2 separate regions of the Mus musculus genome follow, and region 2 is linked to region 1. Evidence: chromatin loops called from intact Hi-C (ENCODE). Cell type or tissue: heart. All regions are shown on one strand. Links, peaks and the distances in the headings refer to the core of each region. The heading gives the core; the rest is flanking DNA. Region 1 has its middle 31 kb from the start of Tpp2. Region 2 overlaps Uxs1 (UDP-glucuronate decarboxylase 1).

Region 1 (4,401 bases), core at 277-4,276:
CTTGCCTTTATATGTTACTTGACCTTTTTCCCTTACTGCTTTTAGTATTCTATCTTTATTTAGTGCATTTGATGTTCTGATTATTATGTGTCGGGAGGAATTTCTTTTCTGGTCCAGTCTATTTGGAGTTCTGTAGGCTTCTTGTATGTTCATGGGCATCTCTTTCTTTAGATTTGGGAAGTTTTCTTCAATAATTTTGTTGAAGATGTTTGCTGGTCCTTTGAGTTGAAAATCTTCATTCTCATCCACTCCTATTATGCGTAGGTTTGGTCTTCTCATTGTGTCCTGGATTTCCTGGATGTTTTGAGTTAGGATCCTTTTGCATTTTCCATTTTCTTTGACTGTTGTGTCGATGTTCTCTATGGAATCTTCTGCACCTGAGATTCTCTCTTCCATTTCTTGTATTCTGTTGCTGATGCTCAAATCTATGGTTCCAGATTTCTTTCCTAGGGTTTCTATCTCCAGCGTTGCCTCACTTTGGGTTTTCTTTATTGTGTCTACTTCCCTTTTTAGGTCTAGTATGGTTTTGTTCATTTCTATCACCTGTTTGGATGTGTTTTCCTGTTTTTCTATAAGGACTTCTACCTGTTTGGTTGTGTTTTCCTGTTTTTCTTTAAGGACTTGTAACTCTTTAGCAGTGTTCTCCTGTATTTCCTTAAGTGAGTTATTAAATTCCTTCTTTATGTCCTCTACCATCATCATGAGAAATGCTTTTAAATCCAGGTCTACCTTTTCAGGTGTGTTAGGATGTCCTGGACTGGGCGAAGTGGGAGTGCTGGGTTCTGATGATGGTGAGTGGTCTTGGTTCCTGTTAGTAGGATTCTTACGTTTACCTTTCGCCATCTGGCAATCTCTGGAGTTAGTTGTTATAGTTGTCTTTGTTTAGAGATTGTTCCTCTGTTGCTTTTGTTACCCTCTATCAGCAGACGTGGGAGACTAGCTCTCTCCTCTGAGTTTCAGTGGTCAGAGCAGTCTCTGCAGGCAAGCTCTCCTCTTTCAGGGAAGGTGCACAGTTATCTGGTGTTTGCACCTCCTCCTGGCTGAAGATGAAGGCCCAAAACAGGATCTTTCCCAGAAGCTGTGTTGCTTTGGCCAGGAAGGTGGTCGGTTGTCTGGAGCCAAAGGTGGCGCCACCTCAGAAGCTCTGTGGCTCTCTCCAGGAAGGTGGTCGGTTGTCTCTACCCAATTCTTTCTATGAAACCACAGTTACACTTGTACCTAAACCACAAAAAGACCCAACAAAGAAAGAACACTACAGACCAGTTTCCCTTATGAATATCAATGCAAAAATACTCAATAAAATTCTCCCAAGTTGAATCCAAGAACACATCAAATGATCATCCTCCATGATCAAGTAGGATTCATCCTAGGGCTGCACAAATGGTTCAGTATATGAAAATCCATCCATGTAATCCACTATAAAAACAAACTCAAAGAAAAAGATCATCTCATTAGATGCAGAAAAAGCCAGTGACAAAATACAACACCCATTCATGTTGAAGGTATTGGAGAAAGAAGGAATTGAGGGCGCATACCTAAATATAATAAAAGCAATAAAAAGCAAACCAATAGCCAACATCAAACTAAATGGGGAGAAATTCAAAGCAATCCCATTAAAATCAGGAACTAGACAAGGCTGCCCACTCTCTCCTTACCTATTAAATATTGTCCTCAAATTCTAGCCAGAGCAATTAGACAACAAAAAGAGATCAAAGGGACACAAATTGGAAGGGAGGAAGTCAAGATAACACTATTTGCAGATGATATGATAGTATACATAAGGGACCCACAAAATTCACCCAGAGAACTCCTACAGCTGATAAACAACTTCAGCAAAGTGACTGGATATAAAATTAACTCAAGCAAATCAGTAGCCTTCCTCTACTCAAAGGATAAGAAGGTTGAGAAAGAAATTAGGGAAACAACACCCTTCACAATAGACACAAATAATATAAAATATTTTGGTGTGACTCTAACCAAGCAAGTGAAAGATGTAAATGACAAGACCTTCAAATTCCTGAAGAAAGAAATCAAAGAAGAATTCTGAAGATGGAAAGATCTCCCATGCTCATGGATTGGCAGGATTAAAATAGTAAAAATGGCTATCTTATCAAAAGCAATCTACAGATTCAATGCAATCCCCATCAAAATTCCAACTCAGTTCTTCACAGAGTTAGAAAGAGCTGATGTGATCCCTGGTGGTAGCCTAGGCCAGGACCCCACATGGCCTCATGTAGCATCACCTACTACTCACATGAGGTTGGTCCTCACTATTCTTGAGTCTCCAGTTCTCTCTCTCTCTCTCTCTCTGTCTAATCACTGTGCCCATATCCTTCTGTTTCTCTTTCTCTTCCATTCTCCGTGACTTACTTTCTCCTCTTAGTGATGGTCTGGGTCGCTGAGTACTTGGAGTCATCTCAGAATTGGTCTCAGGTGTGCTATGCCCCACTCATGTACTGTGTAGGCGTCAACTCTGGCATGGTCTGAACATTCAGGCCTGCATGGCGCCAGACTAGTGGTGACCACAGTCTAGCTCTCTGTCTGGGAACCCTGGTGATAGACCGGTCTTTGATCTCAGGCTTACTTTTTTCCAGGGATTTTAGGCTACTAATCATTCAGATGTTCATAGGTCAGAACACTGAAAGTAGACATAGCATGTGTCCTCTCTGCCACCTACTGACACAAAAGTGACAAAGCAGCCAAACCTGAAATGAAATAATCCTTTTTTTTTTAATGTTCTAGTGATACTTTGTTAATTGAGTGAGAAATTATTCCTAATCAGGATTTGCACTAGCCATGCTTGAGTTCATGCTAGATAAGAGTTTATACTATGTGATAAGAAGAATGGACATGAAAAAGTTTATCCTAGGCTAAAATAATGTAATGCTGGACTTTCTTGGGCCCACTAGTGGTCTAAATAATGACATGAATACTTTTAATACAGTTTAAAGCTTAGGCCTTCTGCTACTGTTTAAACTTAACCTGACTGTTCTAGCCAACAACCCACCACATGGCTAGCTCTATACCTCCTGGCCCCTCTGAAGTCAGTATCAGTTCCCTTTCTTCCTTGCTTTCAAATTTCTTCCTTCAGCTTGCCTTCCCCTATGGTATACTCTTTGCCTGGAAATTTTATCTTCATATTTCCTGCCCCAGCTATCAGTCCTCAGCTCTTTCTTAGAACCAATCGGCAGTGAGACAACACTTGGTAAATCTTAAATAGCCTTTAGGCAACTGAGAAAGGACAAACATTTACAAAATTGAAAACCAGGTGATGGATCATAGAAATTACAATAGCAAATCCTACTGGCACTTAGCTCTCTGCCAGTATAGAACTAACAATTTAAAATACAGAGACACACCTTAACACCATGTTAAGAAGGACATCTCCAAAATAATAGCTGTGTTGGAATAATAGATTCAATATTGAAGGCCTCTCCCAAGCAGCCTAGAGTAGTGTTCCAATTTCATTGGCTATCATGATACATTTTAAGAGTTTGACAGCAAACTGGATTCACATTTTTTAATTTGAGAGGTAGGTTTGCATACCACTTTTGCATTTTGGACAGGTCATAGGATGTCATGATTCCTCATGGGGCAGTTGTGTTTCCTAGATATCAACACAGATGCCAAATATTAATTGGAACTGAAATGTGGATACTGTATGGAGCAATTGAGATGAGGTATAAGACACTCTGTATACAAGACATAAACAACTGGTAGATTTAACCCTTACAGTTATTTCAACAGAAAGCAAATATGTAAATTACCTTGTACGAGCTTTCACAGTCGAGGGAAAGGATGTGCAGGGAGCGGTCAGCACCAGTGCAGGGAGCTAACCCAAACTGTCCAACTCTTCAGTAACAGCCTTTCACCAAGGGCCTTCTCCAGACTGCCCAGCACCGCACTGTGTGTTAAGACACAGACCCACTGCCTGCCCATACCACAAGTAAGCACATCCATCCTCCCCAGGGACGGTTAATGGAGCAATCAGTGTCCAAGGGGCACTAACCAGGTCTAAAACTGCTCAGCACCAGGATGAGAAGGATCAATAGCTTTTTGCTTGCAAAGCCTGAAGTGGAAATTGCTTAGCTTAATTTTGCGACTAAATTCATCTTCAAAAGGTTTACAAAAAACGCTGGGGACTTAGCTCCATGGGTGGCAGCGTGAGAGAACCTTATAGGACCTACTGAACTGACCTGGAAGGAAGCACTGTAAATCACTAGAGGCGATATGCCGGTTCCTTGCTTCCTAGCTTCAGGTGGCAATCCCTCTGTCTTCCCTCCATTTGTCCCTGACTCAGTGCTGTCAGGAGCTCCTTGTTCTACTCTGACAACCTTTAAGCCATTTAGCCACCTAACCACCTAGCTGCCTGACCTATGGCTCACTGAACTAAGACAGAAT
Region 2 (4,401 bases), core at 264-4,263, 140 kb after region 1:
GCTGCCCCCTCCTCCCTGGACATCTTGGTGACTCCTAGGTCACCATATTGCTGTGACCTGAACATATGCAGCACTTAATCCCCTGAGAGCAATTTTGAGTCTCCAGAATCTCCTTAAATCTCTCTCATCTTGTAAAGTGCAGCTAGAGGGACCATGTAGACACCAGAGTGTAATGCTGTGCAGACTCAAGAGTATAGCTGAGCACCTACTCTGCCTGGCCTGTGGACAAGGAGTAGCTTCTGCCCCGTAGGCAGGCAGGCAGGTCTGTGAGCCAAGAGGGCACATTCACTCTCATCATCAAGGCAGTAAGTGCCTTTCAAGGCTCTGTCCTCATTGCTCCTTTGCTGAGATTTGCTCCGGCAGTTTCTGGATCCTGTCAGCAGACATCTCGATATGTAGTACTGTTTTGCCTTTTCTCGTGAGCCTTCCATCCTCAGGTAGAACCTAAAAACATACATCTCTGAGCTAGGCATGCATGGTCAGTGTTGAACAGAGCAAGCAGGATTTTAAATTGCGTCTCGACAGCATGACAGTCTGGGTGAATTCTCAGTCTTGAACCAAGATCTTGCAGATCAGAAGTGAAATATCTGTGATAGTAATCCTGGGGACTTGGGAGTCTCTCTGAGTGTGTACTACATAGATCTGAGCCTTGGCTACACCTCAGAATCATTCCAGGAGCTTGAAAGTAGTAAGCTTTGTCCCCCCCACCCCCACATCAACTAAATCCAGCTGTGGCTGGTACTCAGGAATTGGTATTTTTAGGGCAGTAGAAATACAACTGTATAGCCCTAGACTGAACCGTTATGCAGACAGACCTAGTCAGATAGGAAGGGTTGGTGGTCTCACAAGAAATAGTTTATCCTACTCACCAGGACCACCTGCTTCCCATTATAAATTGATTTAACTGCTGATTCCTGCCATGGTGGAATTTTTATGAGTGTTCAGGTCCTCTGACTGAGTTCTTGGTTTAGAGGGACCAAGGCTGTTCTAAATCTGTCATCCTATCAGTCATCTAGAGGATCTTAGCTTGATCTTAGCTATATGTTGGAAGTCCCTCAGAGCCAGCTGTACAAATATGAACAAGTCTGGCCCACAGTTTACCAGCCTATCTAGGCAGAATTCTACCACTTATAATAGTCATCCATGTTGGAGAGCTTCCACTGAATATTCGTCACATTATTTGTGTGTAAGGTCTGTCTGTTGCACAAATAGAGTCCAGGATTGCAGTTCCCAGGGTTTTACATGCCTGACAAACAGTAAGACATGGATAGAAGCCGGTTCTTGGACACAGTCTTTTGAAGAAAAACTTGATATATGTGTACACACTCATAGTAAGTATCAGTGCTGAAGTACAGAATATAAGATGTGCTCAAAATGTTCTCATTTTCCTTAATAATTTAATTAAAATACAATTATATCATTTCCTTCCTTTCCCTTCCCTCAATCCTTCCTGTATCATCTTCCTCCAGTATTTCCCATTCCCCTTTACTCCCTTTTAAATTTATAGCCTCTTTTCCTTTGATTATGTTTATTGTTGTTATTATTATTAATTATTATTATTGTTGTTAAACATACAAACATTTAAATACATAAATACACTTTCTGAGTCCATTCCGTGTTGCTTATGTGTATATGATTTCAGAGCTGACTGATCACTTGGTATTGTGTAACTAATTAAGGGGCCCATCCCTGGGAAGACTAATTGTCCCTCTCTGAGTAGTTGTTAGTTACCTGTCGTTCTTTTTCTAGGTTTCAAGCCTTATTAACATGTTGTCACTGGATCTTGTTCAGCAGCCACACTGTTGCAGTACTATGGGTGTATCTTCTTGTCATTTCTTTGAGACACAGTCTCATCTCACAGCAGATTTCCTCTGGCTCTCAGAAGTCTGCCATCCTCTTGTCCATAATGTTCCCTGAGCCTTGGGTAGAGAAATTGTGCTGTAGATGTATGGTGAGGGTGAGCACTCCATGATCAGTTCTCTGTATTTTGGCCACTTGTGGTTTTCTGGGATAGATTCTGTCTGATGCAATGAGAAGCTCCTTTGACGAGGTATGAAAGTTAGAGGGTTTGTAAACCTTAAATTGTTGTAAGCCCATGTCAGTGCTTCTTCAAGGACGGGTTCTGAAGTCAGACCCACGGGATTCCAAGGAGCCCTACTAATAGTGCCAGGGTGTTTTTTCTCAAGTCTAACTCTTGGTTTCCTTCTAGGTCTATGGCTCTGGGTCTCAGACACGGGCATTCCAGTACGTAAGGTAAGGCTCCTGTCATTGTCCTTGGTTCTGAGTAGAAGGCAGCAGTAACTGTGTATTGTACTGTGTATTCTACATGCTGGTTACTTCCACAGCTCACCTGTGCACTAAGCCAATTTTAATATTTGATTGGGAACTTCTTGCTTCTCTGTTTAGAAGATAAAGTTGATTTTGATCCACTATTTCTGTGATTCCTGGCTAATCTTTTACTGCCACCTAGTGTTGCATAGATAAAAGTTATCCAGCACTGAGGGGAGCTTGAATAATTAATGCTGCAGGCCAATTAGTCACCCATCAAACCTGCAGGTTCAGATGTCTGACCAACTTTTGAAAACATAGCTCTTTATCATGGAGAAGTCTTTAAGAATATAAGGTAAGAGTGTCTTAATGGTGATCCTGTCTTGAAGCTGAGGCAGGCTCATATTCCTTAATACTTTTGCTTGATGACTTTTATTGTTGTCTTTGGAATTCTACCTAGAATTTTGTTGGTCAGCACAGTTGGTAATGATATCCACTTACCACACTGAAGCACCTTCCACATTTACATAGCTGTTACGAACTCCATGGAGATTTCCAAATCCTTGGTCATTGTAAAACCTAGTTCTGTATTTTAACACATGTACTTTTGCTCTTAAATGCAAATACCTCAAATGTATGTTGGCCAGGAAATGCCACCCCAGGTGTCTTAGAGCCTTCCCAGGGTACTGTAGAGTAAGGTGTTAGCTATCAGTGCAGGTCTGAGCAACTTCCAGCCTCAGCCTGAGCGACCATGTCTCATTAGATAAGGAGCATAATAGAAGTCACTTAGAAAAATGGAAATCCTGCTTTATTTTTTTCTCGAAAGTTAAAATAACTAGAGTAGACATTTCTCTGTGCGCACCTTTAATCCCAGCGCTCAGGAGACAGAAGCAGGCGAATTTCTGAGTTTGAGGCCAGCCTGGTCTACAAAGTGAGTTCCAGGACAGCCAGGGCTATACAGAGAAACCCTGTCTCGAAAAACCAAAAAAAAAAAAAAAAAAAAAAAAAAGTACGCAAACTCTTAAATGAGATACAGAAGAAGCTGTTAATAAATGCATACCACAGTCAGTGTTCATTTCCTGAAGTGAAAGTTAGCTGATCATGTGTTGCCCAATAGGTTAGCTTATTCCAAGAGACAGTTTCACAGGGAGAAATTGTCTATCCCTCCCTCAGGACAGTTTCTGTTTTAGAGGGCAAAGCTTGGACTGTGTGCTTGGAGAAATCTACTGGGGCTCATTTCTGTAGCTGTGTATTGAACCATCTCTTCATAATAATAATAACAATGTGTTTTCATCCCATCCCCCTTCACCCACCCCTCAGTCATGCACTTCCAAGGAGATCTTAATGTCTTCAAGTACAGAGATTCAACCTTGAACTCAGGGCCTCAGACTTTCTCATCTTCTCCCACCATAAGACTGGATGTAATGCACGGGGCGGACACTGGGTAGAACCCTGTCTCCTTCCTGGTTTCAGTGGCCTCTCATACAAAATTAAGTGGCCTCAGATACATTTGGTGGGGGAAAAAGGTAGATGATTAAAATACTTTAAGAATTCAGCAATGCCTATGCTGGGTACCATCCCAGCTGGAACAAAACACCTGGCACCAGGCCTCATGGCCACAGCTCACACACCTAGTAGCTGTGATCTGCATGGTCACCTCCTATACCTACCTGATACCTTGGAAAGAGGATGTAAGTAGTTTCCCTCTTCATAGATGTGAACTCTTTCAGCAGAGCCTTTTTCTGCAATGCTGCCATTGTCTTGGTATCTGAGATCACCGGGATGTAGGCACATTGTAGGTCAGTTTCCTGATGAACACTGTTTAGTAGAGAACTGACCAAAGTTTGGCTATTTTTGACATATCCCCTACCCTTTTAAAAAACTGATTTTTTTTTTTTAAACTTCCCAGTAAAAGAGTACAGTGTTCAATCTGTAGTTACTGTCCTTGGTTAATTGTCCCCAGAGCCACAATTGCCTCAGCAGCACTACAGGGACCTAAGGCCTACATGGTCACCTGCATTCGCATCTGGCATGACATGTCTGATACTTTCATAGCTGGGTTGTGTCCTCATTCACATAACAAAGGCATGTTATATATTTCTTAAAAGTCACTTTGTCAAAATGACACTTTTA

The links. A loop is a pair of places that touch in the nucleus more often than their neighbours do. Peaks named below come from ENCODE experiments on the same cell type or tissue, not always from the same donor. Only the 100,000 strongest peaks of a DNase experiment are listed, where the experiment ranks them.
Region 2: a loop joins it to region 1, with 6 times the contacts of the local background. A loop is called at or near these places in 19 of 42 quality-filtered maps.

What each region holds. Positions count from the first base shown.
Region 1 is chr1:43,901,247-43,905,647 of GRCm38, reverse strand. It overlaps the pseudogene Gm8241 and the pseudogene Gm26352. Among named protein-coding and RNA genes, the nearest start is that of Tpp2, 31 kb to the left of the region's middle. In heart, for the core only: a CTCF peak has its summit at 2,678 (motif pointing left); no DNase peak of the experiment used is centred there; H3K27me3 peaks cover 216 bases.
Region 2 is chr1:43,758,373-43,762,773 of GRCm38, reverse strand. Uxs1 (UDP-glucuronate decarboxylase 1) reads left to right here. Exons shown (of 15, transcript NM_026430.4): 11 at 2,210-2,253. Among named protein-coding and RNA genes, the nearest start is that of Ecrg4, 30 kb to the right of the region's middle. In heart, for the core only: a CTCF peak has its summit at 2,470 (motif pointing left); no DNase peak of the experiment used is centred there.